2 separate regions of the Mus musculus genome follow, and region 1 is linked to region 2. A link is a loop called in an ENCODE intact Hi-C map of the cell type or tissue named here. Cell type or tissue: gastrocnemius. All regions are shown on one strand. Links, peaks and the distances in the headings refer to the core of each region. The heading gives the core; the rest is flanking DNA.

Region 1 (4,943 bases), core at 367-4,366, 110 kb before region 2:
CGCTGGCTTTAGGATTGCCACTTATAGAAAGGGACACTAACAATTAATAACACAGTGATATGATCAATATAAATACCAAACCCACCCGGAATGAAGTTTTAAGAGGATGTGTATGTGTGTGTAGAATACATTTTGACTTTTTAAATATGAAGCATAAGGAAACATCAAAGATAATTTTTTTTAAATGCTAATAAAAATCTCTTCTACTGGGACTGGAGAGGTGGCTCAGTGGTTAAGAGCACTGGCTGCTCTTCCAGAGGTCTGGAGTTCAATTTCCCAGAAACTACATGGTGGCTCACAACCATCTGTAAAGAGATCTGATGCCCTCTTCTGGTGTGTCTGAAGAGAACAACAGTGTACTCGCATATATAAAATAAATAAATAAATCGCTTTTTAAAAAGTCACTTCAGTTGTTGGATGTAAAGGGGGCTCAGTGGATAAAGCCCCTGCTTGTTAGTGTGAGGGTGCTGCTCAAGCCCTCAGAGCCAGGTGGGCCTGGTGGGCTGCCTGTGATCCTAGGGCTCCAAGGGTGGATACAGGGGACTGCTGGGTCAAGCTGCCTAAACGAACTACCATATGGCCAAGCTGTGGGTTCATCTGAGAGATACTGCCTCAGTGAATGAGAAGGAAGATTCCCTATGTCAGCCTTAGATCTCCAAATGTGCACCTATAGATAAACACTCCCACATATGGGAACACACACACACACACACACACACACACACACACACACACACACCTGCCTGCATACCACACACCCAAACACATACTTTTTTTTTTTTTTTTTCTGAGACAGGATTTTTGTCTTGCCACTCTGAAGACCAGGATAGCCTCAAACTCAGAGATCTGCCTGCCTCTGTCTCACAGAGACAGAGGATTAAAGTGCTGGGATTAAAGGTGTATGGCACTGCCTGACCCACACATACATTTTTTAAATTTACGTTAATTAGACAGTAAGCACACAACATTCTATTCAACATGATTCACACATGTCTACATATGTAAAATATTTTTTAGTTTCTGCTCCACTGTTAGCAAAGAGAAAAACAAAATTCAGAATATAAGTCATGCATGATATGGTCTTATTTGTGTATATATATACACACACACATGCATACTACATCATACCACACACACACATGCATACTACATCAATCATACCACACACACACACACACATGAGTACCACATCGTACCACACACACACACACACACACACAACACACCACATCATACCACACACACACATACCACATTATACCATGTGCACACACACTACACACACTATACACATGCACACACCACATCACACCTCACACACATGCATGCATACTATGTCATATCACACACACACACACACACACACACACACACACACCACATCATAACAAACACACACACACATGAGTACCACATCGTACCACACGCACACACACATACACACCACATCATAACAAGCACACATACACATGTACCACATCGTACACCCCCCCACACAAACACATACCACACCAACCACACACACACATACCACATTATACCATGTGCACACATACACACACACTATACACATGCACATACCACATCTCTCTCTCTCACACACACACACACACACACACACACACCCCACATTCTGTAGAAAAAGTGCTGAAGCTTACTTGACAAAGTGCAATCCATGTTTAACTTGGCAGGATAAGAGGTGATAATTCTGAAAAAAAAACCTGTCTATTTTTGTCACATATAGAATCCATGTCATTTACACATTTTCATTAGATATGTATTACCTAGTAATTGGCAATCTCCAACAGACCAATGATGTTGTTGTAGAAGTAAATTGAAAATACATCATGAAAGGCTGTATATAATCAAGTGTCCTTAGCTAGGCCTGGTGGCACAGGCCTGAAACCCCAGCTACTCCAAAGGCTGAAACAGGGGGATTTTGAGTTCAAGGCTGGCCTTGCTACAGAGTGAGTTCAAATCTAGCCTAGGCAAATTAAGGAAACTTTGTCTCAAATTTTTTTTCAATAAAAAGGAAAAGGAAAGTGAAAAGAGGGCTGAGAATGGAGCCCAGGGCTTAGAGCATGTTCCTGGTTGGGACAGCCATCCAAACAAACAAACAAACAAACAAACAAACAAACAAACAAACGTTATTCCTGGCTCCCAGTGGAACCGCCTTGTTGTGCTGGCCCACATCTGCCACACGGTGGCGCTGCTAGTCTGCCGGCTGCTTCCAGCCCCGGACCTTGGCAGGGAAGGGGTGGGATGTCTTAGTGAACAGATTTATTTCCTCAGCATTCTGCCGGCAACCTCAATAGGTGGTATCTGGAGTACAGACTCAGTAAGTCAGCCGTCCCCGTGGGTAGCTCCCGCTGCTGTGAGTCGAATGGCTTCACATCTCCCCATGACCAGCCTGGATACCCTGGTCAAGCCTGTATGGCCTTCAGGATCTGCTCTAGAGGTATAGAGTTTAAAGTCCAGCAGGAGCCCGATTTGTCGTGGCCCGTCTCACCTGTCACGGGAGTTAGCTGTAAGAGAAGGGGGTCTGTGGTGAGGTGGTTGGTCATGGCTCTCTGCACTGACCTCAGTCTCTGAGCGAGTGGTGTCTGCTCAGGGCCTTCCACAGCTCCCTACCACCCTCAGTCAAGTTCCAATGCGCTTCTGGCAATCAGCCCATGCTCCACCCCCTCGGACCCCTTTCTTCCCTTCTGCCTGTCACTGTCCTCATTGTTTCCATTCTTGCAAACGCTCTTTCACTTCCTGTAGCATAAATACTGCGTCCTTCTAGAATTCTCTCCAGCTCCTTCCCTTCCCAACACTACACTTGATTCGGGCCATATGTAGGGCAGGGCCCCATGGGAACCCAGAGCCTGTCTGCCTGGATCATCTCCTCTCTCCTGTGCCAGGACCTGGGGCACCCAGCAGGCACTCACATGTCCCTGCACTGTGTAAGAAGGCTGGAGAGCAGTCACTGGCGGCTGTGGTTGGAATGGGGGGCGCGGGGGTGGGGGGAGACTGGGGGGGCTGGGGGTGGGAGCTGGAGGACTGGGGGGGGGTAGGCCGGTGGGGGGAGGGGTCCTTTAGGGAAACGAGAAGACATGATAAAGGTACTGCCAGGGCCCCTGGCACACAGCTCTAGCTGGACCAGATTGAAGTCAACCACATGAGATAGGTCCCCATCAGCCTGGTCTCTTTTTGTCACACGCTACTGTCCTCCAGACCCCGCATGTCCTCCTGACTCACTGGTGATAGCTTCCAGAAAATGTCCCTGCATTCTGTCACCCGACTTTGTATCTTTTCCCCACCTGCGTCTCCACGGTCTATCTATCTCAGGGTGGACTCCATCACCCACCTGCCATCAAGGGCTTGGTGACTCCTAGGATCCTGTGAGGTAATTCATTCCCTGTTGCTCCTTGTCAGTTCCTCAAATGACATGCTGCAGCCATTCTTCCTGTCCCGAGTTCATTTTGCTCCCCCAGCCTGGGCAACCCCCTCTGTTCCTAGGGGATGAGTGTAAACTCCGTCAGTTTCTGTTTATACCACCTTTCTTCCAGGAAGCCCTCTCTGACTTGGTGTCACTCCTTGGGATTCCTGCAATCAGCTGAACCTCTTTGTCTTTGTCCTGTTGACACTATGTGGCCCTTGCTCATGCCCTGCCTTTTGATTGAAGATGGCATTTAGTCCTTGTTCTATGGCCTCTTGCCACCCCCTAGCCCCAAGTGCACTATCCTTATTGAATCCCCCAGCTTTGGGGGTCCCCTGCTCCTGAGCCATCTCCTGCCACATGCTGGCTTACTCCCCTTCTTGGGCAGTTTTTTCTCATTCCCATCTTCTAAGGCCAGACTTTCACCCTTAGACTTTCCTCCTTCTGTCTCCTGGCACTTCCTCTAGGCACCTGTATCTCAATCCCACCCGTCCCTGAAGGGCGAGAACCTGCCCCCAACCCTAGGCTCAGCCTTACACCAGCTACCAGCCTCTCTACTGTAGCCCAACTGTCAGAGTACAAAGCTAGCCTGAAGCTCAGCCACTCTTCTGCTCCTCACCGTCGACCACATCCTTTGCCCTGGGAAACAGGAACCTTGGTGTCCATTTCCCTTCCTCTTACCATCCCACAGCCAACCCATCAGGAAAGCCCGTGGCTATCTGCAGAACATGTCAGAGTCCCGCAACTTCTCACATCCCCATGGGGACTACCTGGTTCTAGATCTCTTGTTGGGTCAAGTTCAATTCCCTTCTCCCATCCTCCTGACATCCACTCTGCCCCTCTGAGGCCTGTTCTCAATGGGGAAGCCACCTGTGAGTGGGACCCTGATCCTCATTCTGTTCTAGGCCTCCCCTGGGCCATCTCCCTACCTAGAATATACTGGGTCCCTCTTGGACTGCTAGATGCTCAGGAGCTGGCCTGGTCTCTACTGTTCCGTAGACAACCTTAGGGTCTTGAGTGGGCCTCCCCTTGGCTTCTGACCATGTCCCCATGTCTGCAAAGATCCTGTTTCTTTCCCCTCCACCTTCCCTCACCTCTTCTTTTAGATCATTGTTCAGTGAGGTCTCCCCAGATTAATTTAGCTACAAAGCCACTCCCCAGCACTTTCCATCTCCTCCCTGGCTCACTCATCGCCTCTGACACACTGCCCTTGTCTATGTGTTCATTATCTGTCTCCTCGCCCAGACTCTAAGTCTGGGAGGGCAGGGATTTTCTCCCCTATTGTGCTCTTCTGTGTTAGAGTCTCGGTGCTTAGAACAATATCTGACAGATGCCAGACTCTCAATAAACAGTAGCCAAACGAATGGATAACCAAATCCTCTTTCACCAGGCAGTGAAGAACAGGATGGCAGGGGCATGCCTGTGCTTACCGCCATAGCCTAGGACTCAAGTCGTAAGAAATGCTCAGTAAATATTAGTTAACTACGTGCATGAGTGACTGGATAAATGGGCCAGGATACTG
Region 2 (4,943 bases), core at 322-4,321:
GACCTGGGATAAAGATCCCATAGGGAAGGGGCTGAGAGTAGGTGACCACAGTGGCCTGTTTCTCTCTGGGAGGTGTTTGGGATTCCCACCCAGGTCTGCCTTCTCTGTACTGGGAAGGGGGAAGACAAAGATGAAAGGCCATGTAGGTGGTGGGGTTTACAGGTGTAGGGTCAACCCAAGCCAAGCCCTCCTGGGCCACAGTCTCCTAGTGTGTTCCCAAGAATCAGGCTGACCGGAGACAAGGAAATGCTGATAGCTGTGGTACCCTGGATGGCCCATTGGCCTTTTCCATCTCTAGGTGTGGGCTCAGTCCTTCCTCCTTCCTCTGTCCACCTAGGCATTGACCTTGAGCAGTCTAGCAGGGTTGGGGTGGGAGGTGGCAGAGGGTCTGGGAAATGAAACATGGAAGCCAGTTGATCCCTCCTTGGGAAGTTGAAAGTGGAGACTTTGAAGGTTCGGCTGAAATTAGGTCTCAGGGCTATATTTTGTGAGATGGAGAAGTGTCAGAGAGGAAGGCTGGGGGTGGGGGAACTGCAGAAGCTGCAGATAAACGTGGCATTGTGTTGAGCGTGGATGCTTCTAGAAGCAGGTCTTCTTGGTTCACTTTCACTAGTGTTGGGCTGTGCACAAACTGTGTTTCTGATTCAGGGACGGTGCCTGGGGTGCTGTGGGAACCCAGAATGAAGGCTCTCTGGCTAAAAGAAGATGAGAGAATTCTTACAGTGGGGACCTTTATGACTGGGTTTTAAGGGACATGCAGGAGTTTCTCAACAAAAGAGACAATAGTTAGAGGAAGATAGACCCAAACAGGAACAGACCAATGGTCCCGAGTGACGTGCTGGAAGCAGGAAGGAAAAGCTGAGGGAGAAGAAATGTGAGGGGCGTTAGTGGGAGCACAGAAGCCTTTGTACTTTGTACCCACTTGAGGTTTTCAGCTGTTCTGTCCTCTCCCTACCGTAGTCTCCCTATGTGTGAACAGGCGAGTAGAAGGTGGATGAGGTGGCCGAAGGATCTACCAATCTGGCCATGTGTGCCTTCTGCAGAAGGAGGCCCTTTTCTAGAGAGGGACTGTTTTAGGTAGGTTTTGGTCAGACCACCAGATGCAGGAGTTGTTCAGGATGTGCAGGTCTAGGGGGCAGCAACAATCTCCTGGCTGAATGAACAGGATTTGTGCTTATTCGGGGAGTCAGGGTGCCATTCAGGATGGGTTAAAGGATCAAGCCAACTGCTCTTCTCACCTAAGCCTTGATCCCCTGAGCTTACATGCCCTTGTGGGAGCCTGCTTGGTCAGTTACAGGAAGCACTAGCCCAGCCTGGGCAGCTTGGATAGGGACATGGAGAGGAAAGAAAGGGAACAAACACAGCTCTGCACACCTTCTTTGCAGCTCTAGAACCTTCCAGAGTGTCCCTTGGTCTCTGCCGGGGCCTCCCTTATGACCGTGAGGGTGTGAAGACTGCTTCTTGGGCTGTGTCACAGGCTCCTTACAGGCGTTCTCATTCAGGGTGGCATTCTGGGTTCAGTGAAGGGGAGGTGGAATGGTGTGAGGCTTTTCCTCTCGACCTGTGCTCCAGGGAGACAGTGCTGACGTCTCCCCACAGAGCACCTGGGAGGGCCACTGCTCCCCTCTGTGGGTAAGTCACCTGTCTCCAGACCTCTTTCTTCATCTCCAAACAGGGCAGCTGTGAGGGCTTCAAAGCCTGCAGGTAGGCGGTTAGCCGGTGTCTAACCCTGCTGCTTGTGTTTCAGGGTCCACCCTTCCCATACTTTGCCCAGAACCCCAGGTAGCGGGGCCTATTTCTCCCCCTTCACACTGTCCCTTACTGCCCCAAAGCAACAGCATCCCTGATAGAGCTCTGAGGTGCAGCTGGGACTAGGAGTTGGAGAGAGATGAGAGAGTGAGAGGCTTAGGAAACCAGAGCTAGTGTTCTAAGGGGACAGTAGCATGGGTAGAGCTGGCCTGTCTGCAGGCTGTTTTCTCACCAGCGGGAGGCAGCAGAGGGCAGCGAGTGGACATCTGGGTGGCTCTTAGTGAGAGCTGAGGTCTTAGTTTGTACCCCTGACCACAGGGAGCCATTGAGTTATGGAGGCTGCAGGATGATCTGTGGTGACAGTAACACTGGTCAGGGAACATCCGGTTGACCAATGACAGTTGGGGCTGGCTGAGCTGGCTTGGCCCGATTTCTTCAGAGAGCTGGATCTCTACTGTGGCCCTTGGGGTCATTGGAGGACCAAGGTTTGGGGCCACAGCAGGCTTGTATCAGGAGAGGCTCAGGGTGAAAGGCTAGTGTGTGAGCTGACAAGTAGGGTTAGGGCCCTGAAGTCACCAGGCTGGGCCTACTAAATGGTTAGACCCTGCCATACTGAATTGCCTAGAGGTTCCTTGGGCCCCTTGTTAGCTTCTCCACCACTTTGGGAGGGAATAGGGGGGCATTCCAGGTGAGGCAGATGGTGGGTCAGGTTCTCTGCACGGGGTTCCAAGCTCAGCATGGCTGACTATACTGACTGTGGTGACATGGTAGAGGATCATAAACCTGTTCTTGGCAGGTCCATGAGGCAGACTGCAGTGGTGTTCATTTCCTCCTTACAGTTCCAGGCCACACACACTTTGCTTTCTAAGATGACTACATTGAGCAGAGTGGAAGGGCCCGCTGAAGCTCCTTCCTCCAGCACTTGGATGTGGAAGGAGTCATGGACCTTAATGGCTTGCCTGTGGCCAGTCTGTGCTAGCCAGTATCATTTTTTAGTCCCCTCCTTATGGATGAGGAATGATAGACTCAGAGAGGGGGCACACTGTGCTGGGTCACACAGTAAGGGCCAGAGCTGACATCGGAATCCATGCTCCCCTCTCCCGCTTTCCCTTGCTCAACACAGTGCCTGAGAGGTTATTTCTTTGTACCCAACCTGTGGTCCTGCAGGCCCTATCCCCTTCCTGGATCAGGAGCCTGGACAGAGGTAAGGTTCAGATGCCGCCTTCCTGTTTCCACTTTCTTGCTCTCTGTGTGTATGTGTTTGTGTGTGTGTGCACATGTGTGTATCCATTAGTGTTTGTGTGTGTGCACAAGTGTGTATATGTTAGTATTTGTCTGTGTGCACATGTGTGTATCCATTAGTGTTTGTGTGTGTGCACATGTGTGTATCCATTAGTGTTTGTTTGTGTGTGTGCACATGTGTGTATCCATTAGTGTTTGTTTGTGTGCACATGTGTGTTGACTTTGAGGTCCCTTCTCAGCTTCTCTCCCTCTCTCTCCCTCTCTCCCCTCACTTCCTCTCCCTGAGACACAGGCTCTCTCACTATTAGCCTAGAGTTCACTGGTGTCTAGGTTCACTGACCAGACCTTGGGCTCCTGGTCTTCTGCCTCCCCTCTTAAGTGCTAAGAGGACAGGCATACACCATCATGCCTGGCTTATACCGTGCTGGGAATCAAGCTTAAGACTGTGTGTAGGCTGGGCAAGCACTGTACCACTGAACCACATCACCCTCCACCCCTCATTCCCTCACATTTTCCTGCTGTGAATACAAAGTGATCACATGGCACTGGGGTTGGATTACAGATGTAATTACATGTGAGTTCTTGGGCAGGGATTGTTTCTGAAGCCAGGAGGCCTTCTGTGGAGGTGGCAGATACTGACATCTGTTTCGTACACAAGTCTAACGTCTCGATGAATAACTGCCTGTGGATTGCTTAGAGAACATCTTAGAGAAGCCACACCCCTCCCCCGCCCTAGTGCCTCAGATGGCCTCTAGTGGGAGCAGGTGGCTCCATTTCTCTCTCCAGCCTGGCATCCGGGCATCCAGGGCCTGGAAGGACTGCCTCAGCCTCTGACTTCGGACTGGTTGATCTTTTTGCCACCTTTCCATCCCTTGCTTTGGTCTTCCTGGGCAGACATTCTCTTCCCAGCTCCAGGATGTGTCCTCATGTCCTTCCTCTCTTCCGCTCTGTCACTAACGATTCACTACGTGCCTCCCTTCCACCAGCTGATCATGACCTTCTCAAGGGCAGGACTGGCATCTGATTCCTTGGAATCCTCAGCTCCTGCTGCGGGCACCTGCTAGGGGCTGGTGGAGTGAAGGGGAGTTGAGGGGGGCAACAGGGAGCAAATTAATTAGATGGGGATGAAGTGGGGAGCAGCTACCTCTTCAAATCTACGTCTGTGGCCACTGTGACTACCAACTCTGAGATGAAGGTCTAGCTGGCCCACCAGCTCCTAGGAGCCCCAGAAGAACATCAGCTCTTGCCCAGACTTTGTTTCTGCCTCTGATCCTTCTGAGGCCACGACTCCCAGGGCAACCTGCAACTGCCAGATTGTGGGAGGACAATTGCCCGTGGTGCCATCTCCAAGTGCGTCTGTTTTCCTAGTGGAAAGGCATGTAGCCACGCTGCCTGCTGCCCCTGGGACTCCGGGTGCTGCTGCCCTTGCAGTTTGGCTTTCTTGCCGCTCAAGTCAGAGATCCCCTGGGATGTTCCCCATTGGTTAGCACTTCTCCCGGCCTTGCTCCAGGGCTAGCCCAGACTGTTGCGTGTCTGGGAGGCTAGGATTATCTGACCATCTTTGGGTTAGCCACTGCTCTCAAAAGGTCTCTTTCATTTGTTATCACAGCAAATGAATTTCCACTGGTATGGTGGGGGAGTGTGCCCAAGAAATAGAGGGTTTAGAGGTTTGCTAGCTTCTAGAACAGCTTTCATTGCAGGAATGAGGAAACCAAGTCACAGAATGGCTAAGGTTCAGGGCCTCATGGTTGCGTTGTGGAGTGTGTACACAGGCTGAACTCAACACTGCTTCTTCTTGGCTGTGTGACCCTATGCAAAATTTTCCCTTTCTGAGCCTCTAATGCCCCATCTGCATAGTGGGTTATGAGGATCAAAGGAGTCGTGAAAAGCTTTAGCAAAAGACCTGGTGGAAGCTTCCTGAATTGCGTGTGCTGGGTCAGCTCCTGTCATGT

The links. Hi-C counts contacts between places; a loop is a spot of excess contacts. Peaks named below come from ENCODE experiments on the same cell type or tissue, not always from the same donor. Only the 100,000 strongest peaks of a DNase experiment are listed, where the experiment ranks them.
Region 1: it touches region 2 in a loop (3-fold over the local background); 28 of 42 quality-filtered maps call a loop at or near these places.

Annotation. Positions count from the first base shown.
Region 1 is chr2:35,542,609-35,547,551 of GRCm38, forward strand. No RefSeq gene overlaps it. Among named protein-coding and RNA genes, the nearest start is that of Gm13446, 14 kb to the right of the region's middle. In gastrocnemius, for the core only: a CTCF peak has its summit at 2,194 (motif pointing right); DNase peaks (open chromatin) are centred at 2,245, 2,687 and 2,839; H3K4me3 peaks cover 398 bases; H3K27ac peaks cover 625 bases.
Region 2 is chr2:35,647,914-35,652,856 of GRCm38, forward strand. All of the region lies in intron 2 of Dab2ip (disabled 2 interacting protein), which reads left to right. Among named protein-coding and RNA genes, the nearest start is that of Dab2ip, 28 kb to the left of the region's middle. In gastrocnemius, for the core only: CTCF peaks have their summits at 1,984 (motif pointing right) and 3,743; DNase peaks (open chromatin) are centred at 1,992 and 3,744; H3K27ac peaks cover 2,263 bases.